Regions from separate parts of the Homo sapiens genome. Here all the other regions are linked to region 1. A link is a contact called in ENCODE Hi-C or POLR2A ChIA-PET data. All regions are on one chromosome and are shown on one strand. Each heading gives the region's core, a stretch centred on a gene start or an enhancer-like site at or near the end of the contact. The rest is flanking DNA. Distances are from core to core; before and after follow the strand shown. Region 1 holds the start of FAM118A (family with sequence similarity 118 member A). Region 2 holds the start of GTSE1-DT (GTSE1 divergent transcript). Region 3 holds the start of PPARA (peroxisome proliferator activated receptor alpha).

What was found. A loop is a pair of places that touch in the nucleus more often than their neighbours do. ChIA-PET counts read pairs that join two places held with the same protein, here RNA polymerase II (POLR2A). Pooled maps may share reads with other maps.
Region 2: a loop to region 1 is called in a map with no recorded cell type, with 12 times the contacts of the local background. The contact joins the promoter of GTSE1-DT here to the promoter of FAM118A in region 1. A Hi-C loop is called at or near these places in 1 of 168 maps with a recorded cell type or tissue (natural killer cell), 2 of 37 single-sample maps with no recorded cell type and 7 of 50 pooled maps. POLR2A ChIA-PET finds 5 or more read pairs at or near these places in 1 of 52 experiments (A673).
Region 3: a loop to region 1 is called in a map with no recorded cell type, with 15 times the contacts of the local background. The contact joins the promoter of PPARA here to the promoter of FAM118A in region 1. A Hi-C loop is called at or near these places in 3 of 37 single-sample maps with no recorded cell type and 7 of 50 pooled maps. POLR2A ChIA-PET finds 5 or more read pairs at or near these places in 1 of 52 experiments (naive thymus-derived CD8-positive, alpha-beta T cell).

Annotation. Positions count from the first base shown.
Region 1 is chr22:45,307,454-45,311,603 of GRCh38, reverse strand. FAM118A (family with sequence similarity 118 member A) reads right to left here and starts at 1,670. Exons shown (of 9, transcript NM_017911.4): 1 at 1,421-1,670. RefSeq lists an enhancer at 1-608 and a silencer at 1,325-2,004.
Region 2 is chr22:46,294,182-46,298,331 of GRCh38, reverse strand. It overlaps GTSE1-DT (GTSE1 divergent transcript), which reads left to right and starts at 1,672. Exons shown (of 1, transcript NR_024009.1): 1 at 1,672-3,189. GTSE1 (G2 and S-phase expressed 1) reads right to left here and starts at 1,462. Exons shown (of 12, transcript NM_016426.7): 1 at 1,401-1,462; 2 at 853-952. The coding sequence starts at 931. RefSeq lists an enhancer at 945-1,054 and a silencer at 1,205-1,404.
Region 3 is chr22:46,148,365-46,152,514 of GRCh38, reverse strand. It overlaps PPARA (peroxisome proliferator activated receptor alpha), which reads right to left and starts at 1,989. Exons shown (of 9, transcript NM_005036.6): 1 at 1,863-1,989; 2 at 545-627. RefSeq lists an enhancer at 1,249-1,438 and silencers at 1,649-1,768, 1,919-2,528.

The DNA of each region.
Region 1 (4,150 bases), core at 421-2,920:
TAAACTGGGCATGCTTTGGTCCTGACTGGCTCTCAGAATCACACCCTCTTTCTTGTCACTCCCACCTCAAACCCAGTACTCTGCAAAAGTCCCAGCTTCTCCCATACCAGGTCTCTAGCGAGACACTTCCCTCACTTCTCCCCCTGACCACCTCCCACCTTCCTTCAGCTCAGCTGGATCATTTCTCAGGACAATGGCAGGTGCAGTCGTTCAAGAAAGGGCCAAGGGCACGGTGGGCCTCCGGGAGCAAAGCTGGGTTCTCCGCAGTTAGCATTCACTCCCACGCCACCTTCATTAGGTGTGCTCCAGCCACACCTCCCGCCTTCCAACACTGTGTGCCGTGGCAGCCTCTCTGCCTTTTGACATACTGGCTGTCCCCTGAAACTCTGCCTGGAATGACCCTGGCAAACTTCTCCTCTAGCTCAACCTTCAAGAATCAGCTCACCTGCTGCTTAGCATCTCCTCCCCACGACTCCTAAGACGCCCTCCTTAACACCCACCCCTTCCCAGAATCCCATGCCCACCCAGATGGGTTCCCTGCCAGCGACGACACAGCTTCCTCCAGATAAAAACGACCTACTTGTCTTATGCCCCAGGTCCCTAGGCCCTGACAGCAGGGACCGTCTCATCTCTATTTCCAGTGTCAATTCCTGGAGCCTATCAGGCATTCAAAAACAAAATGTTAGTTCCTTGAATGAAAAAATTAAGGAGGAGACAACCTAAAAGCGTCCCCATGTGCCCTAACTCGCTCCCTCCCCGGTTCGGCCGCCCTCGGCCACCTCAGGTCTCCTGCTCTATAGACTGTCCTGTGGGGCCACCTGAGTCTCAGCAGAACATTAAAACTTAAACCCGGCCCTGCACCTGCAGGCGCGGGGACCACAGCTTAGGAGGTGGTCGTCGGGCGCGCTGTTACCGTCTTAAGTTATCACCAGACCTGGGAACACTTCCACCCACGCCCCGCAGGTCCAGGGACCTCAAGTTGGAGAAACCTAGCCCTGAGATCAGGTCGGAGAGGGAGCCTCAGGGTGGGCGGCACGGGGACCCGGGGTCTCGCGGGGCTAAGGACACTGGGAACCACGGCTCCCCACAGGAAGATGCCCCGGGCCTGGGGGCTTCTGAGGAGGTTGCTGGAAGCAAGTCCCAAGGGAACCTCGAGAGTTTCCGGAACCAACAGTTCTCAGGGCCCACTAGCGGCCGGGGTCCTCAGGGGGTCTCGGAGTCCAGAGAAAATCTTGGAGTTTCGGGGTTCGCGGGCCTGGAGGGGCAGGGCGGATCCTGAGGGGGTCTCGGGGGCAGGGGCTCCAGGGGAAGAGCTGAGAGGGAGTCCTGGGGTGGCCCCGGGGCCGGGGCGGATCCTGAGGATCTCGGGGTCCCCAGGGGCTCCGGATGCAGGGACCGCGGGCCCGCCCCGCCCCCTCACCTGCGGCGCCTCCGAGACGCTGGTCCCAGCTCGCGCTGCCACCTCTTCGCCTCCGCAGCCGGCTACGCCTCCGGGGTCTCTCGGCGGCCGCGCACCCCTGACGCTGGGCGGGGCAAGGGGATGGTTCTCGGGGAGGGGACTGCGCAGGCACGCGGGCTAGAAGCGAGAGCGAGAGCCGGAGTCGGAGCCAGAGCGGACGCCACGCCGCCTCCAGGCGCCCCTCCGCGTTAGCCGGCAGCGGCGCCGCCGCAAACCCTTCCCCCGCGCGCCCGCCCCAGCCGCGTGAACGTTCCGTCCCGAAACCAACGGCCCCGCGGTCCCCGGAGGCCCCGCCCCGGGGAAGGGCGAAGCCAGGACGCGCGCCCCGCCCCGCCCCGCCGCCAGATCCTCTGGCACCGCCCACCTCGGTGACCACGGTCCCGCCCACCGGGGAGGCCACGCCCCCGGGGTCTCCAGCGCAGGCGCGGTCGGATGTGCGGGGGAGGGCTTGCGCTGGGGAGCGCTTGGGCCTAGAGTCCGCGTCCTAGCCCTACCTGGCCCGGCGAGCCGCGCGTCCCGTTTCCTCATTTGCAGAAAGGGGGCGGGAGCACTTTGCAGGGACGTGGCGAGCATCAAGTGCGATCGGAAGCGCTCCTTTGCAACTGCATCCTGCACCACACTTAGGCACAGCTTCTGTCCCCAACCCAGACCTGAGGCTGGTCTCCGTCCCCCAGCAGACTCCTGCCCGCTTAAATTGGCCAGTCACCAGCCCTACCTTCTTTCTTTTTCAGAGTACTTGTCACTCTCCGAAATTAGGTACGCTTGTGACTGGCTCCCACTTCCCCTGAGAGCCGGTACCTTGTCCGTCTTGTCCACTGGGGGTTCCCAGAAGCCAGCACGGCGCTGGGCACACCATGGCCGCCCACATGTTTGTGCGTGCGTGAGTGTCTTCCCCGCGCTCTTCCCTCATCAAGAAATACTCTTCCCCGAGGCTGAGAATTTCTCCTAAAAATACAAGAAATACTCTTCCCCAGCTTAGGTTCGATCCGGCGAGGCCCCCTGACTCCTCGCGCATCCCTGTCGCAGGTGCCGCGTCCGTAAAGGGTGTGATCCTAGCACCTACCTTGTGGGTATTGCGAGGACTGAGATTGTGCGTGGGTGGGCTGGGCACGGGCCCCCTAGCGATCTTATTACTCCTCCTTTGTCTGCCACTGAAGTCTTTTACCTAAACAAGACCCAATCCACTTCCTCTTCCCAGCCTGCCCTGCCCAACCTGGAGTCATTTATTACTTCCTGTCTCCTTGGCACCTTTTTTTCCTGCCTGATTTTAAAGTTGGCTGTTAATATCTCCCCCTACCCTAGCCCACCAGAAAGCTCTCATTTTGTGACAGAAGGTAGTGTTGTGTTAGCGGCCTGTGAAATTTTAGGGGGGGCCAGAGCCCAGAAAACAGTGGGAGCAGTGACTCTGGGATGAAGAGGGCAGCCCCTGGGTGCTCTGTATGTGGGGTCAGGCACTCCCTGAGCACTTTGCATGCGTTCCTTCATGGTGTTCTTGGAACAACCCTATGAGGAAGGCGTCTTCATTGTTATTCCAGTTTAACAAGGGGAAGCTCAGGCCCAAGAGGTTGTGTAGTTCCATGCCTCAGCCCACACATGTAACCACCACTGCATACAGCTCCCCAACCCCTGGAGGTGCGACTTAAATGCAAAAAAAGGCCGGTGGCTCACGCCTGTAATCTCAGCACTTTGGGAGGCTGAGGCAGGTGGATCACCTGAAGTCAGCAGTTCCAGACCAGCCTGGGCAACCTGGCAAAACCTCATCTCTACTGAAAATACAAAAATTAGCCGGGCGTGGTGGCGGACACCTGTAATCCCAGCTACTCGGGAGGCTGAGGCAGGAGAATCACTTGAACCCGGGTGGCAGAGGCAGCAGTGAGCTGAGATCATGCCACTTCACTCCAGCCCGGGCAACAGAGCGAGACTCTGTCTCAAAAAAAATTTTTTTTAATGCAAAAGATATATAATTCAGTTCATGAACACCTGCTCCTGTACTGGGTGCTGAAGCCCGAGACCTGTGGGAGATGTGGCCCCTTCCCTCATGGAGCTCCCAGGCCCCAGCAAGGATTTTGATTAACAGGACCTTATGGGCTGGGTGCTGCCGAGGTCAGTCAGACCCAAGACTCTGCGCAGGGCATCCTCTGAGGGGTGGTGGGACCAAAGCAATCGTAACCTCCAGCCACATTCAGCACCATCTGAGATAGGCTGGGAGCCTCAGCCCCTCCACCCAAAAACTCAGCCAGTCAGCCTTACAAGAGCAAGGACAGCAGGAAGGATGCCTCAGGAACAAGGGCTCCCCTTTTCCCCACATCTGAGAGAAACACAGCTTTTTCTCAGGTTGTGGAAAATTACTGAGAGACACTGCCCCCTGGGCACCTTGACCATTCTGAGTAGATAAGGGGGCAGATATGGCAGGTTGGCAAGAGGTCAGCGTGGTGCTGATGTGTGGGTGTGACACATCACTGGGCACTGTGGGGTGTCCGTGTCTGTCCCAGCCTCCACGCAGCCGACGTGAGCACAGCTCACACTAATGAAGATGTATGTGCACAGCAAGCCTTGTCGTCAGGAGCCCAGCGACCAGACCTAGTCCATATCTTTCCTTTTTAAAAGTTTTCAAATTAAAATATATTTTTTAAATTTTTAATTATTTTTCATGGAGACAGAGTCTCACCATGTCTCCACCAGTCCAGGCTG
Region 2 (4,150 bases), core at 423-2,922, 990 kb before region 1:
GGTCTCAAAAAGAAAGGATCCTTGGGTAGTGTGAGAAAACTACCCAAGGGATGTCAAAATGCTTTGTGAGGCTGGGTGAGGTGGCTCACACCTATAATCCTAGCACTTTGGGAGGCCGAGGCAGGCAGATTGCCTGAGCTCAGGAGTTCGAGACCAGCCTGGGCAACATGGCAAAACCCCGTCTCTGTTAAAAATACAAAAATGAGCCAGGTGTGGCAGCGGGTGCCTGTAATCCCAGTTACTAGGGAGGCTGAGGCAGGAGAATCCCTTCAACTCAGGAGAGAGAGGTTGCAGTGAGTACAGATCACGCCTTTGCACTCCAGCCTGGGTGAGAGAGCGAGACTCCGTCAATAAATAAATAAATAAATAAATAAAAACGCTTTGAGAGAAAAAGAGGGTGTGGCCTGTAACTCATTCTGTGAAGCTGTACCCTCACCTTGATACCCAAACCAGTCAAAGACACAAGAAGAAAGGGGTTTGGGGCCAGGCTTACTCATTAACATGGTCTCAAAGATCCTAAATAAGTCTTAGCAAACAGAAACCAGCGACAAACAAAAAAGAAAACATCGAATTCAATACAATAAATATTTGAGAGCCCACAAAGTGTTAGGTGCTGTTCAGGGCATGGGAGCACTGCGGTAAATAAAACGGATGAGAATCCTGGCTGTGATGAAACTTAAAATGGGGAGGAGGTGAAAGAAAACCAGAAAACGAAGGCAGATGTCATGTGTTTCACAGGTGCAGAGTACAAGTCGAGCACTTGAGAAAGAATTTCTCAGGGAAACATTAAATCACCCTCCATCTCTACTGAACATCCTGAACAACAACAGCGCCGCAGCAGCAAGGACTTGCCTTCCTTCTTAGGGTCATCCATGTTCACGTCCCCTGCCCGGCAGGCTGAAGGCTCATCGCGGCCGCCGCCTCCTTCCATGGAGAGAGCTGTCAGAAGTCACTGCAGGGTGGAACGGGGCCAGAAAGTGAGTACGTGTCAGGGCCCAGGGCTCCGGCTTCCTTCAGCCCTCGGCTCACAGAGGCAGAGAGAGCTGAAGGCCGCGGCCAGGTCTGGGAGAGGCGGCGCGGGGGCCGCTCTGAAATGATCGCATCCCAGGGGACCCCAGGGCCCGAGTGCCGCCAGGCCGGGAGTCAGCCCGAACGCCATCAGACGAGATAACGGAATTCTCGGCTTCTGGGCCAGAGTGTTGGGGGCTCTGTTTGCCTGGGGGGCAGCCCTAGACCTCCCGGCATCCCCGACCACGGCGCGAGGGGCCTCAGTGACCCCTGCTCGAGCCCAGGCCCGGCTCCTGGCGGGGCGCGGCCCCTCCCCGTCCCGAAAACGGCGGGCACCGCGCCGCACCGGGCCCACCGGGCAAGCCTCGCCCCCGACCCTGACCCCACCTTACCCAAAGCGGCAGACGATGCAGGACGCGCCTCCGGCACGGATTTAAACGCGGCGCCGGGAGACGCGGGTTGCCGATTGGTCGGTTTGAAAAGGGCTCCGAGAGGCGGCGGGCTGGGTGCGTCCTGGGTATTGTAGTCAGGACGCTGGTAAGAAGCGTCCAGTGCGCATGCGCACTGCTTCAGCGCAGCGAATGGCTCCGCACAGCGCCAGGGATCACCCACCCGGAAGTCTGCCCGGCCTGGCCGCCAAGTGTCACTAGGTATCCGCGTCAAGCCGGAACCATGTATAGCAGCTCCTTGTGTGTAGGGAGAAAGTTAAAACTGCCATCTAAGGGTGTCGATGGGAAGACTAAAAGTAGGCTCACCCACCTGCTGTGAAGCAGCGCGCGCGAGCTGTTACTAACAGTAGTGAAAAGCCGGGATCCCTGCCCCCGAGGCACGCACTGGGGCGCCGGCTGACCCAGAGACCTGAGGGAGACTCATTGCCGGAGCTGCACAGCCTGTGGGGCTGGAGGGGAACCGTCGCCCTTGGCGGGCTTCCCCAACCGCCAAGGCCTGAGGACCGCCGAGGGCGTGGCGGGAGCCTGTCCTCGGTTTTACAGGCCGGCTGGGGAGCTGCGTTGGAGGAGAGAGCCAGGGGCTGGGGCCCGGTGATGGAGCCTGCCTTGGGGAGTGCATGTGTTGGAGAGAGGTGGGAAGCAGATAGGATAACCCTGACCTGAGCCATGGAGACGCAAGGACAGGACTGGTAGACGGGTCAGTGGGCAGCAACTTAAGACTGACCTCGCTTGAGCCTTTGCCTGCGAACGAGGTATAATACCCACCTCGGGGGCTTGAGGATCAAATGAGGGGCTCCACCCACGGCAAAGTGTCACTAAGCGGGATGGAGGAGGATGCAGGAAGAGGAGTCTGGGAGGACCCGCTCTGAAAAGGATGGAACTCGAGAGCACCATTTTCAGGGACGAAGATAAGCTGTTTATTTGGGGCAGGCTGTGGGGAGAGCTGTGCAGCAAACAGCCACCCGGGGCCCAGGGCAGAGGCCTTCCAGGCTGGCTCGGGCACTTCTGGGTCCCATGTCCCTGGTTTTGCATCATCCATACCAATCACTCCATGTTGCTATGTTCCTTCACCAGAAGACTGGGGGCTCAAAAAGGGCAGGGCAGCCCTCACTCACCAGTCTCCCCAGCCTCACCCAGCTCAGCACAGGGCACCAGGCAGGGGCTGAGAGTGCTGGGGTAGGTGGGTGTGGTCAAACAGCTTGGAAAGAGTTTGGCCTGCTCATTGCATTCCCCTCAGCTCATCCTGGGGATGTCTGCTCATGGGAGAATGGCAGAGGGATCCCCAACAGTCATTCCTGATACTCCTCTCCCTGTATCATGTCAGCACATAGTAGGTGTGGCCTATGTATGGCAGATTCATTTCTGCCCCCAATAGGATTTGCTGTAGTTTGGATGTGTGTCCCCTCAAAATCTCATGTTGAAATGTGATCCCAATGTTGGAAGTGGGGCCTGGTGGGAAGTAATTGGGTCGTGAGGGCAGATCCCTTATGAATGGTTCAGCACCATCCCCTTGGTGATGAGTTCTTGCTTAGTTCACACAAGATCTGGTTATTTAAGAGTCTAAGACCTCCCCTTCTCTCTTACTCCTGCTCTCACTATGTGATATACTGGCTCCCCATCACCTTATGTCATGATCTTAAGCTTCCTGAGGTTGCACCAGAAGCAGATGCCAGCACCATACTTCCTGAAAAGCCTGCAGAACTGTGAGCCAATTAAACCTCTTTATAAATTACCTAGCGTCAGGTATTTCTTCATAGCAATGCAAGAAGGCCTAATACAGAGTTTGACTTCATTTATTTATGCCTTCATTCACCAACTTTCACTGACAGCTACTCAGTGCAGGCCATGTGCCAGGTGATGCTGGGGACAGATGCTGTCCCTGACCTGGAGAGGTCATGGCAGGGGTGCAAGAGCAAGGGCAAGTGCCAAGGGCTGAGGGGCACAGAGGCAGCACCCTCACCAGCCTGCAGTGGGGGTTGGCGGGTAGAAGGCTTCCTGGAGGAGGGACCAGGGTTCCCAATTGCACAGCCAAGTCATGTCTTCTTGCTTGGAACCAGGAGAGGGGAAGGAGGCTCCCCTTAGGATGTGTCCCTAGTTCTTGGGTAGAGAAGGCGCCTCTCTGGAAATACTACTATAATTACCCCTTTTCTTTCTTTCTTTTTTTTTTTTTTTGAGACGGAGTCTTGCTTTGTCGCCCAGGCTGGAGTGCAGTGGCGCGATCTCCGCTCACTGCAAGCTCTGCCTCCCGGGTTCACGCCATTCTCCTGCCTCAGCCTCCCGAGTAGCTGGGACTACAGGCGCCCACCACCATGCCCGGCTAATTTTTTGTATTTTTAATAGAGATGGGGTTTCACCGTGTTAGCCAGGATGGTCTTGATCTCCTGACCTCGTGATCTACCTGCCTCAGCCTCCCAAAGTGCTGGGATTACAGACGTGAGCCACTGCGCCCGACCTCCCATTTTCTTGACTAGATGCCCCACCTACTTTTTTTTTTTTTTCCCTTGAGATGGGAGTCTCGCTCTGTTGCCCAGACTGCAGTGCAATGGCACGATCTTGGCTCACTGCAATCACTGCCTCCCAGGTTCAAGTGATTCTCCTGCCTCAGCCTCCCGAGTAGCTGGGATTACAGACGTGTGCCACCATGCTCAGCTAATTTTTGTATTTTCAGTAGACACAGGGTTTCACCATGTTGG
Region 3 (4,150 bases), core at 740-3,239, 840 kb before region 1:
TTATACAAAACATGCCTGCCACGAAGCAATGAAGTTCCTAGCAAAAGTCACACAATAACTCAGAACTTCAAAGTGAATCCTAGGCCAGGCACGGTGGCTCACGTCTGTAATCCCAGCACTTTGGGAGGAACAGGTGGATCATGAGGTCAGGAGTTCAAGATCAGCCTGGCCAAGATGGTGAAACCCCGCCTCTACTAAAACTACAAAAATTAGCTGGGCATGGTGGCAGGCGCCTGTAATCCCAGCTACTCGGGAGGCTGAGGCAAGAGAATCGCTTGAACCCCAGTGGCAGAGGTTGCTGTGATCTGAGATTAGGCCACTGCACTCCAGCCTGGGCGGCAGAGCGAGACTCCGTCTCAAAAAAAAAAAAAAAAAAAAAAAATGAATCCATGCACATGTATTTTACTTTCAGTCTGAAAACGTATCTAACCTTGCATCACAAAGTAATAACCCCCAGATTGCTGGTCTGTAGTGCAACAGAAGTAAACACTGAAAACACTTAAATATTTCCATCTGGAAACAGTAAATTAAACCTTCTATTTACCTGTGGTGACAGCTTCTCAGTTCTGAGCTTGTCTTGCCACAAACTGTTGAGTCCACAGAGCAGACAGGGCCCTGAGCTTCAGCCTGGCAGTAAGAAGGTGAAGGAGGAAGTGATTACGGTTGTTCTCTGGATGCCCCCCAACTCTTCACCTTGGAAGAGGAAAGTCATGCTGACCCTGCCCCGCAACGACACGGGTGTCGCAGGGTCCTTCCCAGGAAAATCCCGTGTCCTTGCCCTGACCCAGTTCCCCAAGGCACCCTTATCCCAAGGAGGCTGGGAGAGGAGGGGCCTCCCTGGTTTCCTGGCAGGGGTCGGCTGAGGCTGACGTGGGCGTGCAGCCCCGGAGGTCCCACGAAGCCCAGGCCATTGGACAACTGTGGGTTTTTCTTGGAAAGAATCCTGACACTTGGAGCACACTTCCTCTCTTTTAACTTTTAAAAAAGACTTCAGAAAAGCACAGGCGTGCAGTTGTGCCCGGTTGGGGTGCGTGAGGGGGCAGGGCCGACCCTCCTGACTTCCACTGGCACCACCCCGCGCCCCTCCAGCTTCACCCGCACCACGCGGGCCGCGCAGCCCGGGACTCCGGAAAGACCTGGGCGCCCGACCCTCAGCGGCCCCGACCGGGAGCGACGTGGCGCGGCTTCCGCAGAGAAGCCACCCGGCCCAGCGCAGCCTGTCCGGGGTCGCCCCGCCGCGTTGGGGCACAAAGTGGGAACCGTTCCTCAAAGGTGGTCGCAGCTGGAGGAACAAACACGCGCGTCTCCGTCCGACGGCAGAAGCCGGGCGCACCCACCCAGGGTCGGTCTGTCCGGGGCCCGGGTTTCCTCGCCTCGGAGATCCCTGGAGGTCTCGGAAAGCACCTTCTGAGTCGGCGACGCCCCAGCTCCGCTGCGCCGAGGAAAGGGCAAGTCCCGATGTCCCCGCCCGTGGGCCCTCCCTCCGAGGGGACAACCCGAAGACCCAGAGTCGCTGCGGTCCCCAGACCCGACCTCCGCGCAGCGCCAAACCCCAGGGACAGCCGCGGACTCGGGTTCCGGGCAGGCCCCCAGCGCTAGGAGGGAGGCCGAGCTGGGCCCCGAGATCCCTCGCAAGAGTCCTCGGTGTGTGTCCTCGCTCCTCGCCCTCAGGTCCCCAGCCGCGCACCCCGGGCCCCCGGGTCCCCGGGACCCGGAGACCCCGAGACCCCGGGCCCCGCGCATGCGCCGCCCAGCCCCTGCCCCTCCCCCGTCCGCCGCCCTCCGGGTCCCGGGACCTGGGAAGCCCGGACCGCGGACCCCCGCGCGCGTTCCCGCCCGCCCGCCCGCCCGCCCCCGGGCACCTGGGCCGCGGTCCGCCGCCTGCCGGTCCGTGGGGCGAACGCCGAAGGAGGCGGCGCCGGGCAGGGCGCTAGCGGCCGCCTCCGCCCCCGCCGCCCGCTGCCCCCGCCGCGGGGCCGCCGCGTCCACGGCCCATGCCCGGCGCCGCCTCCGCGCGTCCGTGCCAGCCGCGCCCCCGCGACACGCACCGCCCCTCGGCCCGCCCCCTGCCCCGGTCCGCGCGAGCCAGTGTCCCGAGGCCCGACCCGGAAGCCCCGCCCGCCCCGCGCGCCCTCCGGGCCCCGGGCCTCGGCCCCGGGACACACCCCCCGGAGGGCGGCGCCCGATTGGCTGCTCGCGGTGGGCGGGGCCCCGGGAGCGCTCAGCGGCTCCCACCTAGCGCCCCGCGGCCGCTGCAGCCAAGGGAAACTGAGGCCGGAGAGGTGGAGGGACCGTCCAAGGTCACCGATGGGACACCGCTGAGCGTCAGCGCCCCTCCAGCCCGGCGCACCGGGGCGGGGCTGAATTCGAGGCGGGGACGCGCGGCCGCGGGGCGGGTGGAGGTTCCCGCCGGGCGCCCGTGCCACGCTGGCGAGCCCCTCCTGCCTCCTCGATGAGCCCGGCTCTGCTACTCTGTGCGATGAGCCGGTCTAGACCCGGGACCCGGGACCGGGTGCCCTTGAGGCTCAGAAGTGCGTAGGGTGGGAGGCGGCCCGGGAGGGACCTTGTCCCTGGAACCCCAGGATGCAAAATAAGGAGAAGGGGAAGGCGAGCTGGGAGGACAAGGAAACAGGTGGCGGGAGGTGCCAGGGCGGTGTGGTGGGCGGGGGAACGAGGAGGGTGAAGGGCAACGCGGACGGGCTCGGGGAGGCGCCGCCAGCTCCGACCCCACAACCCCACCCCTCTCCAGCGGCCCAAGAGCCATGCCCGCCCCTACTTCATGCGCTGGGGGGTGAGGGGCTGACTTTGTGCCTACGCAAGGCGCTGGGACTCTGCCAGAGCAAGGAGAGGTCGCGGCCCGGTGGCCAATGGCGAGGAGTAGGAGAGCGCCCTGCAAAGCCGCTTTGTTCGGGCCGTGACGCTCGAGCTGCCGGAGCGGAATGCACAAAGCCCCTGGGTGCCGGCACATCAGGGCTCCCCTCCTCGGGAACGCAATGTGTGCTATGCCCGCTCCACTGCCTGCCCTCCGCTGCCAGCTGTGCCTGCCACTGTGCTATTTGTGGCAGCGGGCGCCCAGGAGGACCCACTCCGGAAAGCAAACCCAGATCTCATTAGGCAGGGGAACTGGAGATCAGGCGGGAACTGGCCCTTTCACAAACTTCTCTTAAACTCACCCTTGTTGATTAGCCAGGCACCTATGGTGAACTTTGCCCCACCCTCCAGACACCCACATATCCTTCCCACTGGCACACGGCAACCTCACCTTCTCTTGCACATGTTAGCCAGCAATAGCTATCATTTATGTTGTTTCAGAGTTTATAGGGTGACCTGTACACGTAATATCCTGCATATCTCGTGGGGTGTGCAGGCAGCCACATCCAAGCTTGTCATCCTGTTGTGTTTGGTGAGGGAAGCTGACCCTGGGCTGCCCACGCAGAGCTCAGGGGCTACATCCTCATGAGGACCTCCGGGCTCAAAGACATTACCTGGCATACCCATATCCCAGACTCTCAAGGACCAGGGTCCACACAGGTGTGTGACCCAGATGCACCACCCAGGTCAACCAGGTGTTGAAAGACCTAGTGAACATTCTCATGAACAAGGACAAAGGCTATGTGGGGGTGTGCAGAGTGGTCACGTACACTCAGCAGACATAGGAAAGTGATATTCTTGGGTTTTTTGGGGCTCCCAAGGTTTTAGGGAGAGAAAACTTGTTTTTCATCCATGTGTCCCAGAAATAAGCATTTTCAATCAAATGCTGTCAGCCAGTCTCCCGCAGGCGTCCTGAGGGTAGAAGCAAGTTCAGGACTCTTCTCTTGGGAGTATCCTGGCCAGAAACAGCCCCATATCCATGCTTCCCGGGGGTGGTAGGTTTCTTCTGGGAAACCACGCTCAGATGAGAGAGATGAAGCAATTTTCTGTTGGCCACGAAGACCTTGTCACACACCCAGCATGGGAGCAACTGTCACAAAGGGCACACCCTCACCCCCATTCCCAGCTCCAGGAAGTCTCTCTTTACCTTCTTCAGTGCTGATGAAATGAGGGCCACACGACAGAACAGAAACACCGCTGGCGCAGGGACTGAGTAGAAATCTGTAACTTTGAGGACAAATCAGTGCTCCTGAAAATGTCTCTGAGCACCACCTGAGTT